Regions from separate parts of the Homo sapiens genome. Here region 1 is linked to region 2. Evidence: chromatin loops called from intact Hi-C (ENCODE). Cell type or tissue: PC-9. All regions are shown on one strand. Each heading gives the region's core, and the rest is flanking DNA. Links, peaks and the distances in the headings are about the cores only. Region 1 has its middle 41 kb from the start of EYA3. Region 2 overlaps DNAJC8 (DnaJ heat shock protein family (Hsp40) member C8).

Region 1 (16,358 bases), core at 4,048-12,047, 67 kb after region 2:
GTATGATTCCACTTATATACAGTACCCAGAGTAGTCAAATTTGTAGAGACAGAAAGTAGAACAATGATTGCCATGGAGAGAACGGGAAATGGAGAGTTAGTGTTTAATGGGTACAAAGTTTCAATTTGGAAAGGTCAAAGTTCTGGAAATGCATGGTGGTGATGGTTGCACAGCAATACGAATATTCTTAATGTGCTGAGCTGTATACTTAATGGTTAAAATGGTACATTATATGTTACCACAATTAAAAAAAAACTTACACAAAGGGAAGAGGGGATTGAAACTGCCTGTGCAAAATTATGACTGAGACAGTGAGAGATCTAACCTCACCGACTCCATCTTGCTTCTAATCTTTAAGCTGTCCTTGTTCCTTCCTGGGCACAGGCTGAACTAACTTTGGGAGGAACTTAGTTTATAGTTTAAAACAAAGACAATAACAGCCCTTTCCCAAAACAAACCTCCTTCTTGCCTGAAGACTAGACTGCCTTTGTAGGACTAACAAATTAGCCACAAGATTAGAAATTATGGTTTACGAGTCATGCAGCTGGAGGCTACAAGATTTTGACCTCCCCTAAACTGTTCCTAAGATCAGTGCTTAAGATATTTTGCAGACCCTGCACTTTATGGATCAGCTGGCACCATCCAGATCTATAAACTGGCTCATCTGATCTGTGGCCCCCCCGCCAGGAACTGACTCAGCCCAAGAGGACAGCTTCACCTTCCCATGATTTCATCACTGACCTGACCAATCAGCACTCTCATCTCACTGGCCTTCCCCAGCTCACCAAATTATCCTTAAAATCTCTGATCCCCACATGCTCGGGGAGACTGATTTGAGTAATAATAAAACTCTGGGCCAGGTGCGGTGGCTCACGCCTATAATCCCAGCACTTTGGGAGGCCAAGGCAGGAGGATCACGAGGTCAGGAGATCGAGATCATCCTGAATCTCAGGCCTGACACTTGCTGGCTATGTGATCCTGGGCATTTGCCTCAGTTTCCTTATATGTAAAATGGGTATAATGTCAATTCCCTTCTCTTCACTCTTCTAAGATGTGGATAATTTAACACTTGGGATGGGTCATTGATTGTTCTTGAATTACAGAGAGCTTGTCTCTCCTTAGGTAACTGCTGATGTCCCTCCCTTATCAGCCCAGTGGGCACAAATGTTGCCCCAGGCTACAGGTTGGCCGGAGAGGGCAGCATTCCAGAAGTAACTTCACATACATTCATGTATTCTGTGGGCACTGGGGAGAGAGAGAGGAGCACTAGAAAGGAAAGAGAAGACGACAGCTCTCCATAGTCAATTTGCTTACACTTGATCTTATGTGTGGCCTGTTAATGGCTCCTAACATTAGGGATGTTTCACAATAAATGACCTTTAACTACAGCAGCAGCCAAAAGAAGCTCAGGAGGGCAAGAGGGGCAATGGGGAAGACCATGGACCTTGGAGTTAGAGCTGGATTTGTCTCCTAGTTCTGACGTCACTAGTTGTTTGGCCTTAGGTAACTGATTGTCTATCTCTGAACCTCAGTTTCCCCAGTTGTAAAAATGAAGATAATGGCAACTACTGCACGAATATGTTAGGAGGCTCTGGGGAGGTAATAGACTCAAACTCCTGGCCTCAAATGATCCTCCTGCCTCAGCCTCCTGGGTAGCTGAGATTTACAGGCACAAACCACCGCCCAACTTGGGAAGGTAATGGAGAGGAAATCATTTTATAATCTGTTAAGAATTATTATACATACTGTTGAACATGAGCAATTAGCTGCAGCAAGAAGGCGTGTTGCCTAATATCTATTGTCTCCCTGTTCCTAAGTAGAAGAACCCTGTTTTTAATCTAGGTGCTGGCAATGCACCTAGCCGAAAGATTACATTCCTTATAGCTAGGTGTAGCCCTGTGACTAAGTTATGGTCAATGAGCTGTAAGTTGTAGGGGAGGAAAAAGAACTTCCTCTTTTACCCTTCATAGTTCTTAACTAGGACACAACCTGGTAACAGAAGACGAGAAAAATAAACAGAAGTCTATTAACATGCATACCTCATGTTCACAAGAGAGCTACCCAGGGGTTGAGTAAGTCGCAAAGAGGTGGCTTTGAATTCAGGCTTATGGAGAATTTTCAACAAAGAACAGTAAAGTTTTGGAAAAGTGACAAGGCAAAGGAAAAGGACTTTTTTTTTTTGAGACGGAGTTTCGCTCTTGTTGACCAGGCTGGAGTGCAGTGGCGCAATCCTGGTTCACTGCAACCTACGCCTCCCGAGTTCAAGTGATTCTCCTGCCTCAGCTTCCCGAGTAGCTGGGATTACAGGCACCCACAACCACGCCTGGCTAATTTTTTGTATTTCTAGTAGAGACGAGGTTTCACCATGTTGGCCAGGCTGCTCTCGAACTCCTGACCTCAGGTGATCCACCTACCTCGGCCTCCCAAAGTGCTGGGATTACAGGTGTGAGCCACCGTGCCTGGCCAGAAAAGGACTTTTGAGTCCCCTGGGGAAGCAAATTTGGGGAAGGCAAATAAATAGTAGGTAAAGGCTAGTTAGTAAAGTTTGTCACATAGATTCCTTTGGTGTCTTCTTCCAGCAAATGAGGGTCTAAAGTTGTCTTCAGAGATCAACCTCTGTTTCTCGTGGTTGGGAGGGGAGGAAGGACACCTTTGCCTTTGTAAACTTATGTCTTGCTTTTAGGCTAATGGGGGAGGGTAGAGACCTTTTGTTGTATCTGCTTCTTCTCAATTGCCTTCAGCTCAGAATAGTCCTTATGCAAAAGAGGCATATTTGGAGGTGGGGAGGTAGAATATTCTGGTCTCCTAAAAGTGAAAGAGTTGATAGGTCATCTGGAAATAGTGCTTCAAAGAAGCTTACTCAGCTATAATCCCCTTCTGCTCTTCCCTCCTTTTTTTTTCCTTGCCTGGAATTTGGTGCTCCTGCAGCCATCTTATGCCTTGAAGTGACTTTGAAGGTGAAAGCTATGGGCCACAATAGTAGAACAGTGATAGAAGGAACCTGGGCCCATGATAATGGCGGGGTACAATTCCTGGACAAGGATCAGCTGCTAAGTATAATAGCAGGCCTGGGACTTGAATTAGGGTCTACATGGTGGAGTAGCAGTTAGGATACTTGGTTGCAAGCAACAGACATCGCCTCTGCCTATTTTTAGCAAAATAGAATTTATTGGAAGGATGTGGGTGGGGCTCAAATAAGTTGTAGGTAGCTGGAGAAGCAAGCTTGGGGATACACAGGAACCAAAGGAGAGTTGGAAGGCCTAGGATCAGGTTGCAGGCACATTTTCACCTGAGTGCTGCCACTACCACCATGATGAATGATTTCCAACAAGATCTCCTATCCTGCCCGCACTGTTTCAAAATTCAGATTCTCAGGAGAGGGTGTCTGATGGAATCAACTCTGGCCCTGTCCTCCATGGATTATTTAATGAAATGGGTCATCTGGAGTTACTTTTCAATCAAGGCTACAAAGGAAATTAACACATTATTGGGATAGAGGAGGTTATTTCAGTTATCTATTTCCACAACAGTGATAAATAGCAAATAATCACATGCTTCGGAAGCATTTAAACATTCATCGTTCATCACAGATCACTCATACATCTGGTGATCAGCTAGACAGCTCTGCTGTTCTGCTTTGGACATGCTACACATCTGGAGGTTGGCTGGCTGTTGATTGATTTAGTCTGACCTTGGCTGGGAAGACTAGGGCATCTGGGTCTGTTCCTTCAGTAGGAAAGTCTGGCATGTTCTCATGGGTGATGGCAGGGGTGTGAGAAGGGTTGTATGGCAGACACACCTGACAGTCATAATATAAGCATACCCTATGAATTACCCTATGATCCAAGAGGGATCTGGGAGTGGCCAAGCCAGAGATTCACTCCTTATCTATGAAGGACATTGAAACCCCTGGCCCATCCCTTGGAACACAGACTGTGCGGGGGATGGAGGCCCTTTGTTTTGGGTTAAATGGAGGTTGCTAGTTTAACTGCCCAGTGGTTTCTTCTTGCCCACTGCCCAGATAGAGCTGATTTATCGAGATAGGGGAATTGCAATAGAGGAAGAGTCTCACACATGTAGAACTGGCTAAACAGGACACCAGCGTTTTATCATTACTCAAAGCAGTATCCTTGAAAAATTGGAGGCTAAGGTTTTTCAAAGATAACCTTTGGCAGGGAGGTGGGTGGCTAGGGAATGGGTGCTGCTGATTGGCTGGGATGCAATTATAGAGGTGTGGAAAATGGTCCTAGCATGCTGAGTCTGCTTATGGGTGGGGGCCAAAATCCAGTCGGTGGGTCCAGTGGGGCCATCGGGTCATCAGGAATGCAAAAGCCGGCTGGGTGCAGTGGCTCATGCCTGTAATCCCAGCACTTTGGGAGGTCAAGGTGGGAGGATAGCTTGGGTTCAGAAGTTCAAGACATACCTGGGCAACATAGTGAGACCCTATCTTTACTAAAAATAAAAAAAAATTAGCGGAGTGTGGTGGTGCATGCCTATAGTCCCAGCTGGGGAGGCTAAGGCAGAAGGATCCTTTGAGCCCAGGAGGTTGAGGCTATTGTGAACTATGATCATGCCACTGCACTCCAGCCTGGATAACAGAGCAAGACCCTGTTTCAACAACAACAACAAAAAAAAAAAAAAAAAAAGAGAGAGAGAGAGAGAGAAAAGAAATGCAAAGGCCTGAAAAGACAACTCAAAGCCAATCTTAGGTTCTACAATAATGATGTTATCTGCAGGAGTAATTGAGGAAGTTGCAAATCTTGTGACCTCTGGAGTAATGGCTGGTAATCATTTATGCCTACATCTTAGCCGAATTCAGGCTTCTCTTATCCTCCTAACCTGGTGGTCTTTCATTAGTTTTACCAAGGTGATTTCGTTTGGGAGAAGGGCTATTATCATTTAAGCTATAAACTAAATTTCTCCCAAAGTTAGCTTGGCCCAAGTCCAGGAATGACCAAGGGCAGATTGGAGGTTAAAGGCAAGATAGGGAGGTTGGTTAGATCAGATCGCTTTCACTGTTATAATTTTTGCAAAGACGGTTTCACTAGGTGGAGGCTGCTAAGTAAAAACGCTATATGAACTGCATGCCTTTTTTTTTTTTTTTTGAAACAGGGTCTTGCTTGCTCTATCGCCCAGACTGGAGTGCAGTGGTGCGATGGCAGCTCACTGCAGTCTTGACCTCCCAGGCTCAAACAATCCTCCTGAGACAAGAATAATACACGGTGGTCACAGGAGAATAGAAAACTCCAGGCAGCAGTTTCACATGACTAGCAAAATGAAACCGTTGAAATAGCTGCAGAAGCTAGGGGATAAGACCCTGAAAAACCAGGGTGTGGGCCAAGCTGGCTGAGACCAACTGGACCCAACGTGAAACTGGATTTGACCTAGGTTTCTCCCAGGACCTCATTATATGCTTATTAACATACAAATTACACACCCACCAGCGCTGTGACAGTTCTGAGAACACCCATATTAGGTGTAAAAATGAGTGGCACCACAGTTCCAAGAAATCTTCACCTTTTTCCAGGAATCTTAATGAATATTCAACCTCTTGGTTAAAGAAACCCATAAAGGTAGAAACCTCAAACTCTACTGTGTGGCACTTTCTCTTGAGTCCACCCTTACTCCCCTCTCCTGGGTGTGTACTTTTCACTTTACAATAAATCGCCCTACTTTCACTGTTTTTTTAAGATAGGGTCTCCCTCTGTTGCCCAGGCTGGAGGGCAGTGGGGTTATCTTGGCTCACTGCAATTTCCACCTTCTGTGTTCAAGCAATTCTCCCACCTCAGCCTCCTGAGTAGCTGGGACCATAGGTGTGCACTACCACACCCAACTAATTTTTGTATTTTTAGTAGAGACAGGGTTTCACCATCTGGCCCAGGCTGGTCTTGAACTCCTGGCCTCGAGTGATCCGCCTGCCTCAGCCTCCCAAAGTGCTGGGATTACAGGCATGAGCCACCACGTCCAGCCTACTTTCACTGTTTTTTGATTCATCCTTTAATTCCTTCTTGTGATGGGGTCAAGAACCTGGACACTGGCCGGGGTTGAGGTCCCACTGACATTTGGGGACCTCCCTTAGCCCACGGGTATCACCCCTGGCTAAGCCTCCCAAGTATCTAGGATTACAGGTATGCACCACCATGCTCAGCCAATTTTTTTTTTTTTTTTTTTTTTTTTTGAGACGGAGTCTCGCTCTGTCACCCAGGCTGGAGTGCAGTGGCGTGATTTCGGCTCACTGCAACCTCTGCCTCCCGGGTTCACGCCATTCTCCTGCCTCAGCCTCCCGAGTAGCTAGGACTACAGGCGCCCACCACCACGCCCGGCTAATTTTTGGTATTTTTAGTAGAGTCAGGGTTTCACCGTGTTAGCCAGGATGGTCTCGATCTGACTTCATGATCCGCCTGCCTCGGCCTCCCGAAGTGCTGGGATTACAGGCATGAGCCACCACGCAGGGCTCAGCTAATTTTTTTTTAAACTTTATTATATGTAGAGACTGGGTCTCATTTTGTTTCTCAGGTTGATCTTGAACTCCTGCGCTGAAATGATTCTCCCACCTCAGCCTTCTAAAGTGTTGGGATTACAGGCACGAGCCACTGCAAGTCACATGACTAAGCCCAGAATCAGAGCACCGCGAAGTTTTGTGACAAAGGGTGTGGATACAGAGAAAGGTGAAGAATCGGTGCCACTTGTGCAATCTACAAGGGAATAGTTCATGCCAATAAAAGGAGCCAATGTCTACAACAGACATCAAAACCCAAGTTCTCTCCATGTTTCACACCACCTGGGACCCAGCTGAAGGAGCAGTTCTTGAGGAGAGGCCTCTGTCCTCACTCAAGGGATTCAGTAGAATGTCAGCTCCACGAGAGCTGGCGCCTTCATTCTCTGTTGTCGTTTTTTGTTTTTTACCTTGCCTTTATTTCAGACAAGATTTTATCTGTTTATGTAACCTCAGTGCCTAGAACAGTGCCTGATACATAACAGGTGCTTAAAGAACACTGGTTAAATGAAAATTAACTTGTGAACTTACCTTAGGCATCTAACCAAGGTATCTCCCTTTTTGTGGGGAGGCTGGGTGGTATGGAGAAAAGGACCTAGATTTGGAGGAAAAAAACAAAATGAGTTAGAATCTGGGCTTCATTAACTCTGGGTGATCTTGAGCAAATTGTTCAACTCCCTGAGCCTCAGTTTCCTACAGTGGAAACCTTTTGCGGTGACTTTTCAGTGCATCCTCCCCATCTTTCTGGTAATCGTCCCTGCCGTTGTCACATGATTGATACGATGGGGCTTCTATAACTATGTGAATCTGTGTCCCTCAACCCTGCCCGACTGATTGGATTAGGGGTATGGATGGATCTGACTCGCACTGGCCCATCAGAGTCCCTTTCCTGGGAATCTGGAATTCCAGGTTCAGTCTTAAATAGGGGAGATAGGAACTCAGGAGCTGCCTATGACCATTTTCTGCCACAGAGTGCTGATATGCAGCAAGAGAGAAGGATAAAACCCCCATTCCAGGTTATTCCTTAGGCATAACTAGGTAATCACTAGATGACCAGCTAGGCATAGCTAGGTAATCACTGGTGAAATGGTTATGGGCACAGTCTCTGGCGCCAGACTACCTTGGTTCAGATTCTGGCCTTGCCACTTAGTAGCTGTGTGACCCTGGGTGAGTCATTGAACTTCTCTGTGACCTGGTTCTCATCTGTAAAATGGGAGTGACATTATCATCTACTGCATGGGGTTGCCCTAAGGATTAAGTAAAAGGCATAGAATAATACCTGACACACAGTGAGTACTAAGTAAACATTATCTTTTGTGTGTGTGTGTGTGTGTGTGTGTGTGTGTGTGTGAGATGGAGTCTGGCTCTGTCACCTAGGCTGGAGTGCAGTGGCACAATCTTGGCTCACTGCAACCTCTGCCTCTCGGGTTCAAGCGATTCTCCTGCCTCAGCCTCCCGAGTAGCTGGGATTACAGGCATGTGCTACCACGCCTGGCTAATTTTTGCATTTTTAGTAGAGACAGGGTTTTGCCATGTTGGCCAGGCTGGTCTTGAGCTCCTGACCTCAGGTGATCTGCCCGCCTTGGCCTCCCAAAGTTCTGGGATTACAGGTGTGAGCCAACGCGGCCAGCCAGTACTGGGTATTTTCATACTTCCCATTCTTCTTGCCCTCTGTTCCCCAGAATCTGGTCATCTTCATCCACCTTGGCTGGGCTGGGGCTGACTATGGGAGATGGTGCCTCTGGGGTGGAGGCACTGTCTTTCCAAGGTGAGTCTGATCTGTTTGACAAGGTTCTTAGAACCACACACCTTGACACCTCATTCTGCACTCAGGAGAGTGAATCATCCATCTTGAGTGCCTTTCCCCAGGAAGATTTCACCCCTGGATGCACTCTAGGTTTTCTCGTTGCTGGGAACATGACTCAGGGCACAGTGGCCCTTGTGGGTGGAACAGAAGCTTGAGCCCAGTTTTCCTCATTTGTATCCTGCTGTGCAATCCCTTCCCTGGTCCCCTTGTGATCTACACAGGAAGGAAGGAAAGGTGTGCTATGGGCTTAAGGGAACAGAGGGCAAGAGTCTTGGAGATGTGAATGGAGCCTCTTGTTTCATGTGCTAACATCCCAGGGCAGAGAACAAGTCCGTGATGAGGAGTTTTCTTCCCCTGAGTCTGCTTCCTCAGCCTTCCCAGCCCCTTCCTTCGAGGTCTCTCCTGTCAGCCCACCCAGTTTACATCCTGGACCAAGCCCAGCAAGGGCGTGGGTGTGGTTAGGTGGGGTGGGAGATTCCAGGACCATTTTTATTTTTTGTTTTTTTGAGATGGAGTCTCACTCTGTCGCCCAGGCTGGAGTGCAGTGGCGCGATCTCAGCTCACTGCAACCTCCGCCTCCCGGGTTCAAGTGATTCTTCTGCCTCAGCCTCCTGAGTCAGCCTCCTGAGTAGCTGGGATTACAGGCACACACCACCACACCCAGCTAATTTTTTTTGTATTTTTAGTAGAGACGGGGTTTCACCATGTTGGTCAGGCTGGTCTTGAACTCCTGACCTCGTGATCTGCCTGCCTTGGCCTCCCAAAGTGCTGGGATTACAGATGTGGGCCACCGCGCCCGGCCCCAGGACCAGTTTTGCCTCCTGTATCCATTTGCTTCTGGTCTGGTGGACAGGAGGGTGATCCCTAGAAAGGGGCAAGATATTGTCATGGTCTGTGATCTTGCCCCTTTTCTCCTGTGGGGAAAGCCGTTGTGGACACAGAAAAGGCCATGGAGTGGGGAGGGAGAGCATCAGGAAGAATAGCTAATGGAGGGGGGGCTTCATACCTAGGTGATGGCTTGATCTATGCAGCAAACCACCATGGCACATGTTTACCTGTGTAACAAACCTGCACATCCTGCACATGTACCCCAGAACTTAAAGTTGAATTACAAAAAAAAAAAAAAAAAAAGGAAAAGGCCATGGAGTATTGGAGGGTACTTCTGGAAACCCACAAATCACAATGCTGCCGTCTTCTTCTTCTCCCATGCTGCTATGGTCCTTGACTGAGATTCTGCCTCAATTTTTCTATTTAGTTCTCCAGTTGTGACTGAACATAGCCTCAGACTTTGCATATTACCTGCCTCTTAGCTGCCTCGGTTAAAGACCTGCTAAGGCTATACCATGTTCCCACTCCTCCTTGGATCCCAAACCTAGGGCTGTCTGATTTCCCAGAAAGTGCCTCTGGAGATAGGTCAGTGTCCTCTAGGCTCAGCGGTCAAACATCCTCCCCATCTCCACCAGCCCAACATTCCCCATGCCTGAATTGACTTCAGTTACTATATTTTGAGTCTTTCTTAAAGAGACAGCCTGAGGAAGGAGCATGGACTCTAGAATCAGACATGCTGGGCTAGAATTCTGGGACAGTGATCACTTGTTGTCTGACTGAGTTGACCACTTCCCCTTTCTTAGTATCAGTTTCCACACTTGTCAAAGAGTCTATTGATCTCCTATCTTGAAGATGAGAGGCTTTAATGAGACAACCAATCTACAGTAACTAGCACATTGTAGAGGCTTGAGAAGTGGCCATCCATGCCCCTTCTCCATACACTACTGTAGAAGGAAGAAGAATTCTGTATCTTCATTGTTCCTCAATGATTTAAACCCTCCCTTGCCCTACAGCTGTTGAGCCATGGGAAAATTACTTTATTCCTTGTAGTCCCAGTTTCCCCATTCAGAATACAAGGAGTAAAATAGCATATCCCTCCTAGAATTGTTTTGAGGATTAAATGAGATTATTTGTGTTGAGTGTATAACATAGAACCTGCTACAAAGTAAGTGCTCAAAACACGTGACATGCAAGTCATTTCCAGGTTTTTGCTACTTTGTTTCCCCTTTATTATAATTTAGTTATAATAAAGTTCTGGGAAAGGAATTACCACCCGGTGAAATATATTGCCAAAGTTCTTTTTGAAGGGTTGTGACAGTTACACCACCACCAGCAAATTATGTAAATACTAGTTTTGTCATATCCTTGCCAGCACTGACTGTTATAATTATTTTTAGTTTTTACTAATATATAAGGTGCCTCATAGCTGACTTACTTTTTGTCCCTTTAATAGCAAAGGTGGACAGGTTGTGCTGGTCAGCAAAAGTTTATTGGAACTGGGGAGGAATAATTTTCTTTGAAGAGGGAACTTAGGAAGAGAAAAACACACACAAACTTTGTAAATATCTTGAAAATTGAGGATGTTGCTCTTCCTGTCAACTGCTGCTACTTCTCTTTTCTGAGATATACAGTTCTATATATTTTGTTCAGTTCCCTTAGCTTTGACACTTGTAGATCTGGAATGTGGAAGTGCCCCAGAATGATCATGATTTAACGTTTGAGATAAACTTTTGATGAAATTTCAGATCAATTCCTACGTCCTTTGGAAGATACGTTTTATCATGACTTTATAATTCAGAAGAGAAACTTTAATTTCTGTAGAAAATTATAAAAGATGGTGAGACTAAGTTTCTCTCTATATATAAAATGAGAGGATTGGAAGATTGAGATGAAGTCATCTCCTAAGGGACCTACATTTAAAAGCAATCAGCTTCATGGACCTGAAAGGACCTTCAAGGGCTTGACTGGCAAAACATGTCTTGGAAAGAGGATGAATTCACCCAAGACCAAGAGAGGCTGAGGAAAGGAGGTGTGAAACTCGTCTCCGGGGTAGGCAGAATAATGTGGAGGAAGGAGGGGGAAATATTCAATGTCACCTTCCCAGGTTTAAATCCCAGGTCAGCTACTTCTTGGTTGTGGAAACTTGAGCAAAACAATGCCTTGACCACTCTGAGCCTCAGTGTTCCAATCTGCAAATGGGGTAATACCACTTGCCTTGCATGACCTTGAGAAGATTCAATGAGCTATAGTACATAAGGTAGCTATTGCAGTGCCTTCCATGGAAAAGTGCTAAATAAGAATGATTGCTAACATTTATTAATAAGCCAGACACGACTCTAAATGCTTTACATCTATTAACTCTATGAGGTTAGGAATATTAATAATCCCATTTTAAAACCAGAAAGGCCAGGTGCAGTGGCTCACACCTGTAATCCTGGCACTTTGGGAGGCTGAGGAGGGTGGATCATGAGGTCAGGAGTTCAAGACCAGCCTGGCCAAGATGGTGAAAACCCGTCTCTACTAAAAATACAAAAAATTAGCCAGGTGTGGTAGCGGGCGCCTGTAATCCCAGCTACTTGGGAGGCTGAGGCAGAGAATTGCTTGAACCTGGGAGGCGGAGGTTGCAGTGAGCCGAGATCACACGATTGCACTCCAGCCTGGGTGACAGAGCAAGACTCCGTCTCCAAAAAAAAAAAAAAAAAAAAGACTAGAAAACTGGGGCATAGAGAGACTTAAGTCGCTTGCTTCTGGTTACATAGTTAGTAAGTGGCAGGGTGGGGATTCTGAACCCCTATACTATTCTGCCCATACTCTGAGGACAGTTCTAGACAAGAGGGTGTGGCTGGCTTAGGGAGGATTCAGTATGCCATCAACCCTAGGAAGCCCACTGATGGAAAGGAATGGTGGAAAATGATCTGCCAGGAAAAAAAAATGCTGATAATGGGCTCGAGTACAGAACCAGGTGGTACTATACGATTCTCAATGTCTTGCTTGTTCATCCCAGGAATCTGGTTGATGGCAGGGAGTTAAGAATCCAAGAGACGGGAACTGGAGCCAGAGTAGACCAGAAGCCAGAGATTCATTGCCCTCCATCCTCAACTACATGCTGAAATACTAGAGGGACTCTTGTTTCTCACTCTCCAAGGGCTGTGAGTTCAAGCTAATTGTATTTAACTTCACAAGAATTAGTCTTTTTTTCCATCTTAGCAACTCCTTGCTTTTTTCCTTCATTAGATTATCACTTGCATTGCTTCGCGTTTTTCTTCTTTGGCATTTTTACTTGTTACTGTCTGTCTTTCTTACTAAAATATAAACTCCATGGAGGCGGGGAACATATCTGTCTCTGTCATTGTTGTATCCCTAGCTTCTGACAGATGCTAGGTGTTTAAGAAATATTAGGCCGGGAGCAGTGGTTCATGCCTGTAATTCCAGCACTTTGGGAGGCCGAGGTGGATGGATCACCTGAAGTCAGGAATTTGAGACCAGCCTGGCCAACATGGTGAAACCCTGTCTCTACTAAAAATACAAAAATTAGCTGGGCGTGGTGGCGGGCACTTGTAATCCCAGCTACTCGGGAGGCTGAGGCAGGAGAATCACTTGAACCTGGGAGGCAGAGGTTGCAGTGAGCCGAGATCGTGCCATTGCACTCCAGCCTAGGCGACAAGAGCGAAACTCCGTCTCAAAAAAAAAAAAAAAAAATACATACATACATACATACATATTAATGGAGGCCAGGTGTAGTGACTCATGCCTGTAATCCCAGCACTTTGCTGTAATCCCAGCACTTTGCTGTAATCCCAGTGCTTTGGGAGGCCGAGGTGGGTGGATCCCTTGAGGTCAGGATTATAGGCCTGAGCCACCACACCCGCCGAGTATTGGCTATATATTTTAGCACCTCTTTTTTTTTTTTTTTTTTTTTTTTTTGTGATGGAGTTTTCTTCTTATAGCCCAGGCTGGAGTGCAATGGCAGGATCTTGGCTCACTGGGTTCAAGAGATTCTCCTGCTTCAGCCTCCTGAGTAGCTGGGATTACAGGCGTGCACCACCACACCTGGCTAATTTTTGTATTTTTAGAAGAGACGAGGTTTTGCCATGTTGGCCATGCTGGTCTCGAACTCCTGACCTCAGGTGATCCACCCACCTCAGCCCCCCAAAGCACTGGGATTACAGGCATGAGCCACCGTGCCCAGCTGGCACCTCTTACTATGATCTCTACCTCTTATCTAATGTTGTAGGTACAACTGGAGGTGACATATGATTTAAGCATTTTTCCCACATCATAAAATAAATCTTGGACTGCTGGCCGGGCGCGGTGGCTCACGCCTGTAATCCCAGCACTTTGGGAGGCCGAGACGGGCGGATCACGAGGTCAGGAGATCGAGACCATCCTGGCTAACATGGTGAAACCCCGTCTCTACTAAAAATACAAAAAATTAGCCAGGCATGGTGGCGGGCGCCTGTAGTCCCAGCTACTCGGGAGGCTGAGGCAGAAGAACCGCTTGAACCCGGGAGGCGGAGGTTGCAGGGAGCCGAGATCACGCCACTGCACTCCAGCGTGGGGGACAGAGCGAGACTCCATCTCAAAAAAAAAAAAACAAACAAAATCTTGGACTGCTTCCTTTGAAAATTCTCCTGAAGAAATGTTACCCACAGGAGGTTTGTTAATTCCTGTGTGTATTACTCACAACAGAAAACACTTTGCTTAACACAGGGAGCATGAAACCAGGTCATGTCATGGGGAGTGGTGAATTAGATCAGTCTGGAGAGCCAAGGTGCCTAGTCAGGATGGTTTGGTTGCAAATAGCAGAATCCTTCCCATACGCTAGCCTAAGCAGAATGGACATTTAGAGGGAGGAAAAAGGGGGAAATTTGGATGAACACGGGGGCAGGAAGTAGACAGGTCTGATGAGGAACTAAAACCAGGAAATGGAACCTTCCAAATAAATCCAGACTCCTGCTCCTCCTCACCACCCCCTCCACTGCTGCTCCTGTTGTAGCCATCATTCTCTCTCGCCTGGACTATTGCAACATTCTCTCCACTTCTCCCCTTACCTCCTACACAATCCATTCTTAGCACAGCGGCTAGAGTGATCTTTTAATAATGTAATAAGATTGTGTTGTTGAGCCAGGCACAGTGACTTGTGCCTGTTACCCCAGCTGCTCCAGAGGCTGAGGCGAGAGGATTGCTTGCGCCAAGGAGTTCCAGGTTGCAGTGAGTTGTTTTTGTTTTTGTTTTTGTTTTTTTGAGACAGAGTCTCACTCTGTCGCCCAGGCTGGAGTGCAGTGGTGTGATCTCGGCTTACTGCAAGCTCTGCCTCCCGGATTCACGCCAGTCTCCTGCCTCAGCCTCTTGAGTAGCTGGGACTACAGGTGCCTGCCACCATGCCCGGCTAATTTTTTGTATTTTTAGTAGAGACAGGGTTTCACCGTGTTAGCCAGGATGGTCTGGATCTCCTGACCTTATGATCTGCCCGCCTCAGCCTCCCAAAGTGCTGGGATTAGAGGCGTGAGCCACCGCACCTGGCTGCAGTGAGCTTTGATCATGGGACTACACTCCAGCCCAGAGTGAGACCCTGTCTTGAAAAAATCATAGATTGTAAGCCTGGGCAACACAGTGAGACCCCATCTCCATAAAAAAGAAAAAATTGGTGGGCCACAGTGGCACATGCCTCTGGTCCCAGCTACTTGGGAGGCTGAGGTGGAAGGATCACTTGAGCCCAGGAGAATGAGGTTGCAGTGAGCCTTGATCACACCACAGCACTCTAGCTTGGGTGGAAGAGCCAGAACCTGTCTCCAAAAAATAAAAATAAATAAATAAAAAATATCGTGTTGTTTCTCTGTACAAAGCCTTTTGGTAGTTTCCATGGTGGGGCGTGGTGGATCACGCCTGTAATCTCAGCACTTTGGGAGGCCGAGGCGGGCAGGTCACTTGAGGCCAGGAGTTCGAGACCAGCCTGACCAACATGGAGAAACCCCATCTCTACTAAAAATGCAAAAATTAGCCAGGTGTGATGGTACATGCTTGTAATCCCAGCTATTCGGGAGGCTGAGATGGGAGGATCACTTGAGCCCAAGATGTGAAGACTGCAGTGAGCTGTGATTGTGCTACTGCATTCCAGCCTGGGTGACAGAGTGAGACCTTGTCTCAAAACAAAATGAAACAAAACAAAAAAACCTTTCAGTAGTTTCCAGTTTCCTATTATGCCTAAAATAACATCCAAATTCCTTACCAAGCCCCATGGTTATTTGGCTCTTGCCCAATCACTACTGTCCCTGACTCTTACTCCAGCCATGAGGCTTTCTTTTTGTTGCTTGAATGAATACACAGTCATCCCTCGATATCCACCAGGGATTGATTCTAGCGCCTCCATGATTCCAAAATATGTGGATGCTGAAATATCTTATGTAAAATAGTGCAATATTTGCATATAACCGACACACATCCTTCTGTATACAGGCATACTTTGTTTTATTGTGTTTTACTTTATTGCGCTTTGTAGAGTTTGTTTGTTTAACATAGGGTCTCCCTCTGTCACCCAGGCAGGAGTGCAGTGGTGCAAACACAGCTCACTGCAGCCTTCACCTCCTGGGCTCAAGTGATTCTCCCAGCTCAGCCTCCCCATTAGGTGGGACTACAGGCGCATGCCACTACGCCTGGCTAATTTTTTTTATTTTTTGTAGAGACAAGAGTCTCGCTTTGTTGCCTAGACTTTTCTTGAACTCCTGGCCTGAAGCAATCCTCCTGCCTCAGCCTCCCAAAGTGCTGGGATTACAGGCATGAGCCATCGTGCTCAGCCTGTAGATTTTTTTTTTTTTTAACAAATCGAGGCCGGGATCGGTGGCTCACGCCTGTAATCCCAGCACTTTGGGAGGCCGAGACGGGTGGAGCACGAGGTCAGGAGATTGAAACCATCCTGGCTAACACGGTGAAACCCCGTCTCTACTAAAACTACAAAAAATTAGCCGGGCGTGGTGGCGGGCGCCTGTAGTCCCAGTTACTTGGGAGGCTGAGGCAGGAGAATGGCGGGAACCCGGGAGGCGGAGCTGGCAGTGAGCCGAGATTGCGCCACTGCACTCCAGCCTGGGCGACTGAGCGCGACTCCGTCTCAAAAAAACCAAAAAAAACCCTAGGCAGCTGCCGCCCCCTGGGGTCCGCCCGTGTTGCTCTGGGACCCGAAGGAGCCGTTGGGGGGTCTGGGCGGAGGCCTGCTCGTGTGGAAGTCGTGGT
Region 2 (12,940 bases), core at 398-8,397:
CCCTGTGGTGTTTGGCATGTGCCCCCTGTCTACTGACCAATCAGTGTGGCATGAGGCCCACGCCACCCAAACCTTTCACTTTCCAAAGAGCTAGCCGTCCTCCACCCAGTACCATGTCCTAGCCTGTCTGCATTTGTTAGTGGTAATATTCTTTATGTATAATAAATTTTTATACCCAAGCCATTGATGTACTTTTCCTTGTACTCTCCCTTGTGGGTCCCTTGTCTGGCTTGGCTGAACCCCAAAATGCTTTGGGGTTGGACAGACCTGGCTGAACCTTAGTTTCTTCATCTATGAAATGGGAATATGAATTACTGCAGCAGCTTTTAGGGCAGATTTGCCATGGCATATACAAGGTAACTACCATAGTGCTCCTTGGGTATTGCCAATATCCTATTATTTCTGTGTAAAATGAAGATACTGATTGTTTTGAGGATTAAATGAAGTAATATATGAAAGCGTCCAGCTCACAGTCTATGCTTAAATGTCCTGCTTGCTTTCAGGGACAGAATCAGCCCTCAGGAGGGGCCCAAAGTGAGAAGGGGAAAGGTGACACTTGAAATGTGAAGATACAGGAAACTAGGTGACTCAAAACTAGAGTTTTGCTTTTTGCAATGTCTTGTAGATGAGTAAACAGGCACAATGACTACGAAAGGCACCATGTCTTTTAGTATCATGAGAAGTGCAACTTTCATTTCTCTGTGGGAGAGGACAGAGGCTTGGGTGTCTTACTGTCCTTCCAAGTACCACTGAGCACATCCAAACCACATGTGAAGTAGAGCACAGTGATGAGTGGGTGGGTGGGTGGGTGTGCTTCTGGCTAAAACTGGACCAAGGCAGGGGGAGAAAATGTTTAGTTGCCCTGCAAAAGTGATACATGCCGTGAGGTAATGCAGTCCTGACTAGGGGGGCAGTGATTATCTTTTCTAGCCAAGCAAAGCCAAGCAACCCCATTTCAGTCCAGGATGTGGGTGCACACACCGCTTCCTTAGAGGTTAAGTGGTGGTGGTTCAGTTCAGCTATCTGCAAACTTACCTTTGCCCTCAAGGAGGCTGTGCCAGCAATTAGCTATGGGTGTTAGTTCTCACACTGCTATGAAGAACTACCTGAGACTGGGTAATTTATAAAGAAAAGAGGTTTAATTGACTCATGGTTTCACAGGCTTTACAGGAAGCATGGCTGGGGAGGCCTCAGGAAACTTAACAGTTGTGGCAGAAGGTGAAGAGGAAGGAGGCACGTCTTACATGGCCGGAGCAGGAGGAAGAGAGCGCAGGGAGAGGTGCTGTACGCTTTTAAACAACCAGATCTCACTATCTGGATAGTGATAGATAAGAACTCACTATCACAAGAACAGCAAAGGGGGCGGCCCCTATGATCCAAACATATGGATCATATGACCTCTTACCAGGTCCCTCCTCCAACGTGGGGGATTACAATTGGGCATGAGATTTGGGTGGGGACACAAATCCAAATCATATCAGGTGTGTTTATTCATTGAACAAATATGCTGGTTTAGAAATACAGTGGTGAACACTGCAGGACCCCTGTTGCCTGCCTCACAGCTGGGGCACACGGGCAAGAAGACTGTCCACTGCTCCGAGAAGGGGGCCCTTGATCTCATTTTTAGCAGCCAGGGAATGTTTCCTGAAGAAAGTGGCCCTTTTAAAAACTGGAACCCAGGGGCTGATGCATCAGTTAGGAGTGTTTTGGCTGCAAGGAATAACTGGCAAAAAGAATTAGAGGAATATTTTACTTCCATAAGTGGAGACAGGTGGTTTCAGGTATTGTTCATGGTGGAATCATTCATTCAGTAATACCTCCAGGGAAACAGGCTCTTACTATGCTTCTCCGTCCTCTGTGGAGGGTTTGGCATCTCATAGTTGCAAGAAGTTTCTAGCACCACATCTTATAACAACTACCAAACAGAAATAAGTCATCCAGGGAGCAAAATTTTTCCCAGAAGATGTCACTGGTTAGAAAATGGGTCACAGGGACCCCTCTTGGTAAGTTTGGCTGGGAGAGCTGCGAAGAACAGACAGGCAATATACCAAGCCTTACTCCTTGGGATTGGGCACCTGTTTCCAATAAAATTAAGTTGGTAAAGATGAAAGAATGCCTGCTGGAAAGGCCGGGTGGGGTGGCTCACGCCTGTAATCCCAGCACTTTGGGAGGTCAAGGCAGGCGGATCACAAGGTCAGGAGATCGAGGCCATCCTGGCTAACACGGTGACACCCTGTCTCTACTAAAAATACAAAAAATTAGCCGGACGTGGTAGCAGGCGCCTGTAGTCCCAGCTACTCGGGAGGCTGAGGCAGGAGAATGGCGTGAACTCGGGATGTGGATCTTGCAGTGAGCCGAGATCGCGCCACTGCACTCCATCCTGGGCGACAATGAAACTCCGTCTCAAAAAAAAAAAAAAAGAATGCCTGCTAGAAACAACAGTGTCTGGCACAGAAGGGGTGGGACTTGAGGGAAAGGTGTTTCAGTCAGAGAGAGTGGCATGTGCAAAGGCCCAGAAGGTAAGAGAATAGCCCATTCATGGGACTGAACAACATTTGTTATGCTTAGAGCACAGACGTGAGGTGAGATGAGATCAGGGAGATCGTAATGGCATATTGAGGAATTTGGGTTTCAGTCAGGACATCGTATTTTCCTAGATGGACCAAAGTCTTCCCACTTACTTTCTGGCACATTTTAGTGACAGACCCACTGGGAAGATCAGCAGTGGTCCCAGCCCATTCTCATAACCCTGCTTGGAGCAATCTCTGTGATGACGTGGCTGGGGAGAGGAGTGTATGCTGGGCATTGACTTGAGGCAGTACAGTCAAGACCGGCCTCCAGGGTGGGGCTGTGGCTATGGCAGTGCCATCCTCTCCCACCCCTTCATCCATGAATAGGTTAAGGGGAGCTCTCTGGGTAGGGAAGGCTTGCTGGAGGAGTGCCAGGGCCCAGAAGAAAATGAAAGGCTGGATGAGCCACTTTTCTTGTTTTCTGTAAATAGTGGAGCAGATAGGCTCCCCAGCTGTGGAGCCAACTGCTGGCAAGAGGACCTTTGTGGGCAGAGGTGAGGTGGAAGGAGCCAGCCAGGTATGGGTAGAAACCCGGCATATGGGCCAGTAACATCAACTCTGAGCCTCAGCATCCTGGTATGTAAAGTGGGAACTGCACCTTTAAAATGAAGTGTAGGCTGGGCGTGGTGGTTCATGCCTGTAATCCGAGCACTTTGAGAGGCCGATGCAGGCAGATCACTAGAGGTCAGGAGTTTGAGACCACCCCGGCCAACATAGTGAAACCCCGTCTCTACTAAAAATAAAAAATTAGCTGGGCACGGTGGTGCAGGCATGGTGGTACGTGCCTGTGTCCCAGCTACTTGGGAAGCTGAGGCAGGAGAATCACGAACCCCGGAGGTGGAGGTTGCAGGCAGTGAGCCAAGATCTTGTGCCACTGCACTCCAGCCTGGGTGACAGAGCGAGACTCCGTCTCAAAAAAAAAAAAAAAAAAATTGTAACCACTGAAAGAAAGCATCAGCTGTTGTTGCCTTCGGCATTCCAGTCACCTGAACGCCCGCAACCCTATGGCTGTGGCTTCTCAGCTGCTTCCTGGAGCAGCCACAGCCAGCTTCACTTTCTGGCCCCTCCCGCTTCCCTGGGGCCCCAGTGGAAGTAGGAAGAAATGTGTGGGAGGTTGTGGATGGGTCTGGGCCTGCTGTAAGGGTGGAACTCAAGGAAACAGGATTTGCCCCTCTAGATTTCCTTCTCCCTCTCCCCAACCTCAACCTAGCACATCTGGATCATCTGCCTCTTGCTGGAGGTTATCAGTGCTTCTCACCATTAGAACTGGGGGCTCGGAGCTCGACAAGGGCCCTGTGGAATGAGTGCAAAAGGGCGTGAAGTCACCCACCTCCTTGAGTTTTCTGCTCTACCACTCATTAGCATTGTGTCTCTGGCAAATCATTTCCCCTCTCTGGACTTTAGCTGCCTCCTCTGGTAAAATGAGGGTAAAAACACCGTCTCCATTCCTGTTTTGCAAATTAGTGAGATTCTGTTCATTATAAAACAAATGGAGGCAAACCTTCCAAATGGAGACAATATGCCTGCATTTGGCATCAGACAGACTGGAGTTTGAATCCTGACTCTACTGTGTGTGGTATCCTGAGGACTGAGGAGGTCAGGGAAGCCAGGTGCCCAGCACAGTGGGGTGCACAGTGGCCGTTCCTCTCTGCCCCACTCCTGCTGGTTGTTCCCTGCTTAAATAAAGGGATGAAAGAGCTGAGGATTGAGGACACCTGGGAAGCTTGTTAAAAAGACATTTCTTTTTTTTTTTTTTTTTTTTTGAGACAGGGTCTTTGTTGCCCAGGCTGCAGTGTGGTGGCACGATGATCATGGCTCACTGCTGCCTCAACCTCCCGGGCTCAAACTATCCTGCCTCACTATGTTGCTCAGGCTGGTCTCGAACTCCGGAGCTCAAGTAGTCCTCCCACCTCAACCTCCTACAGTGCTAGGATTATAGGCATAAGCCACCGCACCTGGCCTACAAGGACATTTTCTGATCTCCCTGAAGATTCTGATTCAGGGTGGGGTATGTGTGTGTGTGGTGGGGAGACAGACAGCTGGATCTTTAACAAGCTCCCAACTTAACCCAGCCAGGGATGGAGCCATCAGGCAGGGACAGCCAGTCCTCCAAGAGGTGGGGGGTGGGTAGAGCTTAGGGTTCTGTCAGTGATGCCATTATCCTAACCACATACCTGTGGCTTAGTGGGGCTGCCATTCCTCTGGTGGGAGATAGGCAAGCATAGCTAGAAACAGCCTCTGAAGGATTGAACCCTCCTCTCCTTGGCTTCCTCTGGAGTCCTTCCAAGCCTGTATTGCTCCATGGGCTGCTACCTTGGAATCGCCTGGGTGCTTGTTAAAATTTTACTCTTCCTGGCCCCATCACCAGCACTGCTATATCAGAATCTTTTTTTTTTTTTTTTTTTGAAATGGGGTCTTGCTCTGTCACCCAGGCTGGAGTGCAGTTGCAATCATGGCTCACTGCAGCCTCAATCTCCTGGGCTTGAACGATCCTCCTACCTCAGTCTCCCAAATAGCTGGGACTGCAGGTGCAAACCACCATACTTAGCTAATTTTTTTTTTCTTGGTAGAGATGGGGTCTGGATTTGTTGCCCAGGCTGGTCTCGAACTCCTGGTCTCAAGTGATCCTCTACGGCAGCCTCCCACAGTGATGAGATTACAGACATACACCACTACGCCTGGCCTAAGCCTTTATTTAATTAATTTATTTTATTTTTTATTTTTTTGAGATGGAGTCTCACTCTTGTCAACCAGGCTGGGGTGCAATGGTGCAATCTCAGCTCACTGCAACCTCGACCTCCTGGGTTCAAGCGATTCTCCTGCCTCAGCCTCCCGAGTAGCTGGGATTACAGGCGCCCACCACCATGCCTGGCTAATTTTTGTATTTTTAGTACAGACGGGGTTTCACCATGTTGACCAGGCTGGTCTTGAACTCCTGACCTTGGGTGATCCACTCACCTCAGCCTCCCAAAGTGCTAGGATTACAGGCGTGAGCCACCCCGCCCGGCTAAACTTTTATTTTTAACAAGTTCTCCAACTGAGTCTGATGTGGGGAAAGGAGTTGACCCCTAAGCCTGGGACACTCAACAGGAGCTTGGGTAAATAAAGTGATTTTCATTTACTGAATTCCTGGTACGTGCCAGTCATCATGCTAAGTGTGAGGTAGGGAGTATGTGTGGCTCTTACAGACTCAGGAAATAGGCTCAGAAAACATTCACTGCAGGGCTCAAGCTGAGGACCAGAGGCGGCGGTTAAGCCCTCATCTGGCAGATTCTTAGAGCTGGCATTTGAGAATGTTCACCTATGCCATGGCCCAGTTTGCTTTCCTCTGTGGCCTGACACCTCTGCTCCCTGCTAAGCCCAATATTTTGGTTGTGGTAGGGGGCGGTGGGGAGAGGTATTAATAGAAATAGAGTAACTTTCAGTGCAGAACGTGCAAAGCTGGAGCACTGGGTGCAGTCCTAGGCTTTTGCCAGAACTCTGAGGTGCAAGGGTTTGTCTTCTCCCTCAGCCTGATGGCTATGGGGACAGGGATGGCTTTGTCTCCCTCTCAGCCGGATATGGCTTCAGAAGGCAGAAACTTCTCTTTCCCAGAGGCTGGGCATTTCTGAAGGCAGGTCTGTCTCCCCTTCTGTTGAGGGCACCTGTGGGCAGGGCTTTGTCACACCCATTGTACTGGCCTCCTGTGGGCAAACTGGCTGTGTGTCCCCTCAGACAGGGTGCCTTCTGAAAGCAGCTTTGGGTCTTTTTCATCAACTTGGGGCTCACTGGATTTGGGGCTGTACCCATTGAATTGAAGCCCGGGCTCCCGAGGACAGGGCTGTGTCCCCATCTCCCCCAGGCTGGGGACTCCTGAGGACAGGGCTGTGTCCCCATCTCCCCCAGGCTTGGGGCTCCTGAGGACAGGGCTGTGTCCCCATCTCCCCCAGGCTGGGGGCTCCTGAGGACAGGGCTAAAACCTTCTCTAGGTCAGGGCTCATCTCCCCCTCAGTCAAAGGACCCAGTTCCTCTCTCCCCTGCCAGCCCAAGCCCAGCCCTTCCTCCCAGAGGGGCGCAGCATCAGAGGGGCCCAGCCCAGTATTGTGGGATGAGCTGGTGTGCCTGGCTGGATGTGGGTATTCCCGGTGACCTTGGTGTTGGGGCCCCGCCCCAGGAGCTGGCTTCCTGGCCTCAGCTGCCCTGCCCACCCAGCAGAGCCCGGGGGCAGGCCTTTCCTAATCCTTCATCCTGCTGCTGCTCATTGGAGGGTAGAGCAGAGTGAGTCACACACCTGTGCCTGGGCCCGTCCTCTGCCTCCTGTGCACTCATTACCTGCTTCCTGAGCTCCCCGAGAAGTCATCCAGGACCTCCCCGAGAAGCCGTCCAGGAAACATGCTCTCAGGGGACCCCCATCTGCCTCAGCCTCTTTGTCACTGCCTGGACCATTGTCCCTGCTGTTTCTCAGGTAAGAGGCTGGTGGCCTGAGGGAAGGGCTAAGTTTCGGCCGCTTTGTCTAGCTGCCCTGCAGAATCCCCAGGGCTGCTCAGATTCTGGAAGGGTCCACAGAGCTAGGTGATGTCTGATTTCCCTCCTGTTGGCACCCCCTCAAGGACACATGGCCCGTCTTTGTTGCCCACAGACACAGCACAATCCTCTCACCCCTCAGGGCCATTCACACACACTCACCAACAGACGCAGCATTCCTCACACACCACACAAAACACATCCTCGTCACCCACAGAATCCCTTCACAACACACAACAGACCCTCATCATCCACAGATACAACCCATGACCCTCCCTATACACATACACGAACGGGCACCAACGGACAATATTGCCTCACATGATGCAGATCCTAACCCAAGGGAAAACATCCTTACAGACACACAACATGCACAACTGCACTGACAGATCCACACCCCAACCCGGAAGACCCTCCACCCACTCACTGCAAACAAACCTACTCCGCAAGGTCTCACAAATATCTTCCCTACACACACACACACACAGACACACAGCAATGCAACCATCTGTACATATCACAGAACTCCCCTTCCCCTAGATGCACCCGCCCTACTGTTCAGTCAGTAGGTCAGTAATCCCATCCCCACTTCTTACCCTCCCGAGCTCATGCACTGGCAGCCAGGCCACACAGTGGAGCAAGAAGGGCAGAGCTGAGCCGGGGGTCCCAGCCGCACTAAAGAGCATGACAGGAGAAGCTAGCACTCCCAGCTGTCTCAGTGCTGCTTCCTATGGCCCTAGGACTTAGAGCACACTGATAATAAAAACACAGGTGGATCACCTGAGGTCGGGAGTTCGAGACCAGCCCGGCCAACATGGTGAAACCATGTTTCTACTAAAAACACAAAAATTAGCCCGGCATGGTGGCGGGTGCCTGTAATCCCAGCTACTTGGGAGGTTGAGGCAGGAGAATCACTTGAACCCGAGAAGCGGAGGTTACGGTGAGCTGAGATCCCACCACTGCACTCCAGCCTGGGCACAGAGCGAGACTCTGTCTTAAAAACAAACAAACAAACAAAAAAAAAACCCAGCATTTACCACATGCCTCCTGGGAGCCAAACACCAAGGCTTTTACAAACATTATCTTTTTTTTTTTTTTTTTTTTGAGACGGAGTTTTGCTCTCATTGCCCAGGCTGGAGTGCAATGGCGTGATCTTGGCTCACTGCGACCTCCACCTCCCAGGTTCAAGTGATTCTCCTGCCTCAGACTTCCAAGTAGCTGGGATTACAGGCATGTGCCATCATGCCCGGCTAATTTTCTATTTTTGTAGAGACGGGGTTTCTCCATGTTGGTCAGGCTGGTCTCGAACTCCTGACCTCAGGTGATCCACCCGCCTCGGTCTCCCAAAGTGCTGGGATTACAGGCATAAGCCACTGCGCCCGGCCACAAGTATTATCTTATGCAGTTGTGTAAAACCTTTATGAAGTAGGTATTATTATCTTCATTTTACAACTATGGAAATAGGCTCAGAGAGGTTAAGAAACTTGCCTAATGTACCACAACTAAGAGGCTGTAATGGAATTTAAACTTAGGTGAGTCTGGTCCCAGAGTCCACCTTTTTTTTTTTAAATGTTTTACTATTTATTTATTGAGACACAATCTCACTCTGTCATCCAGGTTGGAGGGCAGTGGCGGCACGATCTCAGCTCATAGCAGCCTGGAGACCCCAGGCTCAAACGATCCTCCCGCCTCAGTCCCTTCATGAGTAACTGGGACCACAGGCATGCACCACCATGACCAGCTAATTTTTATATTTTTTTGTAGAGACAGGGTTTCATCATGTTGCCTAGGCTGGTTTTGAACTCCTGAACTCAAGCGATCCTCTCGCCTTGGCTTCTCAGAGTGCTGGGATTGCAGCAGGCATGAGCTACCACACCTGGCCTCTTTTTTTTTTAATTAAAAAAAAAAAAGAGAGAGAGTTAACAAATTAGCAAGTTAAAAGTTCAATAGATATAAAAGAGTACATAGAGAAAAGACGCTCTCCTATCCTTGTTCTCCAACCACCCTATCTCCCTCTTGGAGGAAGCCTGAGTTACTCTAGGAGACCTCTCTCTCTCTCTCTCTCTCTCTCTCTCTTTTCTTTTTTCTTTTTGTAGAGATGAGGTTTCGCTATGTTGCTCAGGCTGGTCTCAAACTCCTGAGCTCAAGTGGTCCACCCACCCTGGCCTCCCAAAACGCTTGGACTACAGGCATATACCACTGCGCCCGGCTGGAGACGTTTCTTTTAACCACTGAGTTAGACTCATGACAGTTACATTTCATACCAATGTCATAGCTTTCTAGGTCTATGAAGAGTGCCCAGGCTCTGTGGGCTTTCCCAGGCCCTCCCCTGCCCAGGCAAAGCCAGCGGCCTCATCTAGGGCTTCTTCCAACTTAAGTCCTCTGCTGCCCTAAACCTCTAGGGACCTCCCTGCCTTTGAATTTCCTGGTCTGGATTGTTCTCCCTGTCAGGCCTCCCCCGCGAGGCCTGGCCACATCTCTGAGTCTTCCTCTCAGGATACAGTGCATGCCACGGTGACCTTTCTTACAAGATAGGGAGCGGAGCAGGTCTTGCTTTGCTCCCGAGCTGAAGAGGGAGGGCCAGCAGGACTCAGCCCTGAGCAAGGGAGGGAAAGGGTGAGGGAGAGGAAGAGGAAGAGGAGAAAAGAGAGGAGAATGATAGCGGCCAGGCGTCCTTTACCGGCCTAATCCCATTGTGAGGATGGCAGTGCTTCACAGATGAAGACTCTGAGGCTCAGGGAGGCCCAGGGACTTGTCCAAGGTGACACCGTTGTGAAGTGGCAGAGGTGAGATTGAAACTCCCTAAGTTTGAGGAAGGCTGTGAGAGAGAGGGAGAGAGAGCCCAAGAGAGAAGCTGAGGTTGTGGTGAGGAGGAAGAGAAGATTCAGGGCTGTCCATCCCCAGGAGTCTCCCTGGGAACTTGCTGCCTAAGTTACTTTTGGGCTCTCAGAGACCTCTGGTTTTAGAGCAGTCCCCTTCCTCCCGTGACTCTTTCTCTATTCTGTTATTTTGCACTATTGTCTATCCTTGATATTGTCTATACCACCCCTTCTTAACTACTACGACTTAATGGCAAGCCTGATAGATGATGTGGCATATTCCTGGACTTCTCACTTCCTCATTCTCCAGATTCTCTTTGCCAATCTCAGGCTTATGTATTTATCTTATAGAATACAAGATAAATATAATCTGTAGAATAATATTACAAAACAGTTGTGTATCCACTGCACTGTTAAATATTACAGATGTAATAGAAGCCTCCTGTGTACCCACACTCATTCCACCCCCTCTTTCCCAGAGGTAATCATATCCTGAATTTGTCTTTATATGTGGATGCATGTGTATTGCATTCTCCAGCATAATAATGTGTTAATGTGCTAAGAAATGTTATCTGGCCAGGCATGGTGGCTCACGCCTGTAATCCCAGCACTCTGAGGCCCAGGCAGGCGGATCATCTGAGGTCGGGAGTTTGAGACCAGCGTGACCAACATGGAGAAACCCCGTCTCTACTAAAAATACAAAATTAGCCGGGCGTGGTGGCACATGACCATAATCCTAGCTACTTGGGAGGCCGAGGCAGGAGAATCGCTTGAACCTGGGAGGTGGAGGTTGCAGTGAGCCGAGATTGCACCACTGCACTCCAGCCTGGGCAACGAACAAGAGCAAAACTCCATCTCAAAAAAAATAAATGTTATTTGGCCAGGCATGGTGGCTCATGCCTGTAATCCCAGCACTTTGGGAGACTAAGGCAGGCAGATCACTTGATTCCAGGATTTAGAGAACAGCCTGACCAACATGGTGAAACCCTGTCTCTACAAAATATACAAAAGTTAGCTGGACACAGTGGTGTGCACCTGTAGTCTCTGCTACTCGGGAGGCTGAGGTGGGAGGACGCCTTGAGCCCAGGAGGTGGAGGTTGCAGTGAGCCAAGATCATGCCACTGCACTCCAGCCTGGAGTGCATGAGCTTGTCTCAAAAAGTATAATTTATCCTCTGCAACATGCTTTTTTAGTATCGCATTATGTTTATTTATATTTATTTATTTATTTAAAGACGGAATCTCACTCTGTTGCCCAGGTTGGAGTGCAGGGGCACCATCTCGGCTCACTGCAACCTCCACCTCCTGGGTTCAAGCGATTCTCCTGCCTCAGCCTCATGAGTAGCTGGGACTACAGGCGCGCGCCACCATGCCCGGCTAATTTTTGTATTAAAAAGTAGAGATGGGGTTTTACCATATTGAACAGGCTGGTCTCGAACTCCTGACCTCGTGATCTGCCCGCCTCCGTCTCCCAAAGTGCTGAGATTACAGGCATGAGCAACCATGCCCGGCCGCATTATGTTTATTATCTTTGTTATTATATGCAGCTCTTCTCATTTTAACATATGTACAGGATCGCACTGAAGAATCATACAAATGTCTGTTTCCTTATTTCTGTGTTTAATATTTTTGGTAAATACCTAGGAAGAATGTGCACATTTTCAACTTTATTGTACAACTATTATTTTTTATTATTTTATTTTTCTTTTAATTGGCACAACATCTGGCAAGCATTGATTATGAAATTAACTTCCAAAATAGTAGTGGCAGTTGCACTGTCTTTTGGCAGGGTAATGAGAGTTTCCATCGCTCTGTATCCTCTCCAGTACTTGGAACTGCCAGACTTGAATTTCTTCTATTCAGGTGGGTGGTGATTGTTTTAACTTAGGCTCCTGATTTCCTGAAATGTTGACTATATTTTTATATTTCTCGGTCATTTGGGCTTTTCCTTCTGTGAATTGCCTATTCCTTTATTGACTCATTTTTCTATTGGGTTTTTCTTTTGTTGACTTCTAAAATTTATATTATGCAATGCCTGAAAATTCTTTGTTATATATGTTGCAAATATCTTCTGATTTGTGACTCTTCATCAGTTTTTGGTTTTTGTTTTTTTTTAGATGGAGTTTCACTCTTGTTGCCCAGGCTGGAGTGCAGTGGTGCGATCTCCCGGGTTCCTCCACCTCTAGGATTCAAGGGATTCTCCTGCCTCAGCCTGCTGAATAGCTGGGATTATAGGGGCCTGTCACCCAGCTAATTTTTTGTATTTTTAGTAGAGACGGGGTTTCACCACGTTGGCCGTGCTGGTCTCGAATTCCTGACCTCAGATGATCCTCCTGCCTTGGCCTCCCAAAGTGCTAGGATACAGGCATGAGCCACTGTACCCAGCCTGTTTGTTTTTTGAGACAGAGTCCCCCTCTGTCACCCAGGCTGGCGTGCAGTGGCAAGATCTTGGCTCAGTGCAACCTCTGCCTCTTGGGCTCAAGTGATTCTCATGCCTCAGCCTCCTAAGTAGCTGGGATTACAGGCGTGCACCATCACACCAGGCTAGTTTTTGTATTTTTAGTAGAGACAGCGTCTTGATACGTTGCCCAAGCTGGTCTCGAACTCCTGGGTTCAAGCGATCTGCCAGCTTCATCCTCCCAAAGTGCTGGGGTTACAGGTGTGAGCCACTGCTCCCAGCCATTTTTGTATTTTCAGTAGAGATGAGGTCTTGCTATGTTGCCCAGGCTGGTTTTGAACTGCTGGGCTCAATTGATCCACCTGCCTCAGCCTCCCAAAGTGCTGGGGTTACAGGTGTGAGCCACTGCTCCCGGCCATTTTTGTATTTTCAGTAGAGATGAGGTCTTGCTATGTTGCCCAGGCTGGTTTTGAACCCTGGGCTCAATTGATCGGCCTGCCTCAGCCTCCCAAAGTGCTGGGATTACAGGTGTGAGCCACTGCACCTGGCTTTCATCAGTTTTACAGTGTCTTTTAATGTACAGTTTTCACATTTCTATGGTCAAATTTATCCAGCTTTTCTTTATTATGTGTAATTTCCATGTCTTAATTT

Evidence for each region. Hi-C counts contacts between places; a loop is a spot of excess contacts. Peaks named below come from ENCODE experiments on the same cell type or tissue, not always from the same donor. Only the 100,000 strongest peaks of a DNase experiment are listed, where the experiment ranks them.
Region 1: a loop joins it to region 2, with 9 times the contacts of the local background. A loop is called at or near these places in 4 of 110 quality-filtered maps.

What each region holds. Positions count from the first base shown.
Region 1 is chr1:28,121,370-28,137,727 of GRCh38, reverse strand. It overlaps the pseudogene ARL8BP2. Among named protein-coding and RNA genes, the nearest start is that of EYA3, 41 kb to the right of the region's middle. RefSeq lists an enhancer at 2,781-2,830. In PC-9, for the core only: no CTCF peak of the experiment used is centred there; a DNase peak (open chromatin) is centred at 8,357; H3K27ac peaks cover 1,953 bases.
Region 2 is chr1:28,187,796-28,200,735 of GRCh38, reverse strand. DNAJC8 (DnaJ heat shock protein family (Hsp40) member C8) reads left to right here. Exons shown (of 9, transcript NM_014280.3): 9 at 1-458. It also overlaps a transcript of PTAFR not described here. Among named protein-coding and RNA genes, the nearest start is that of PTAFR, 18 kb to the right of the region's middle. RefSeq lists a silencer at 742-1,071 and an enhancer at 3,395-3,444. In PC-9, for the core only: no CTCF peak of the experiment used is centred there; DNase peaks (open chromatin) are centred at 3,565 and 6,795; H3K4me3 peaks cover 864 bases; H3K27ac peaks cover 440 bases.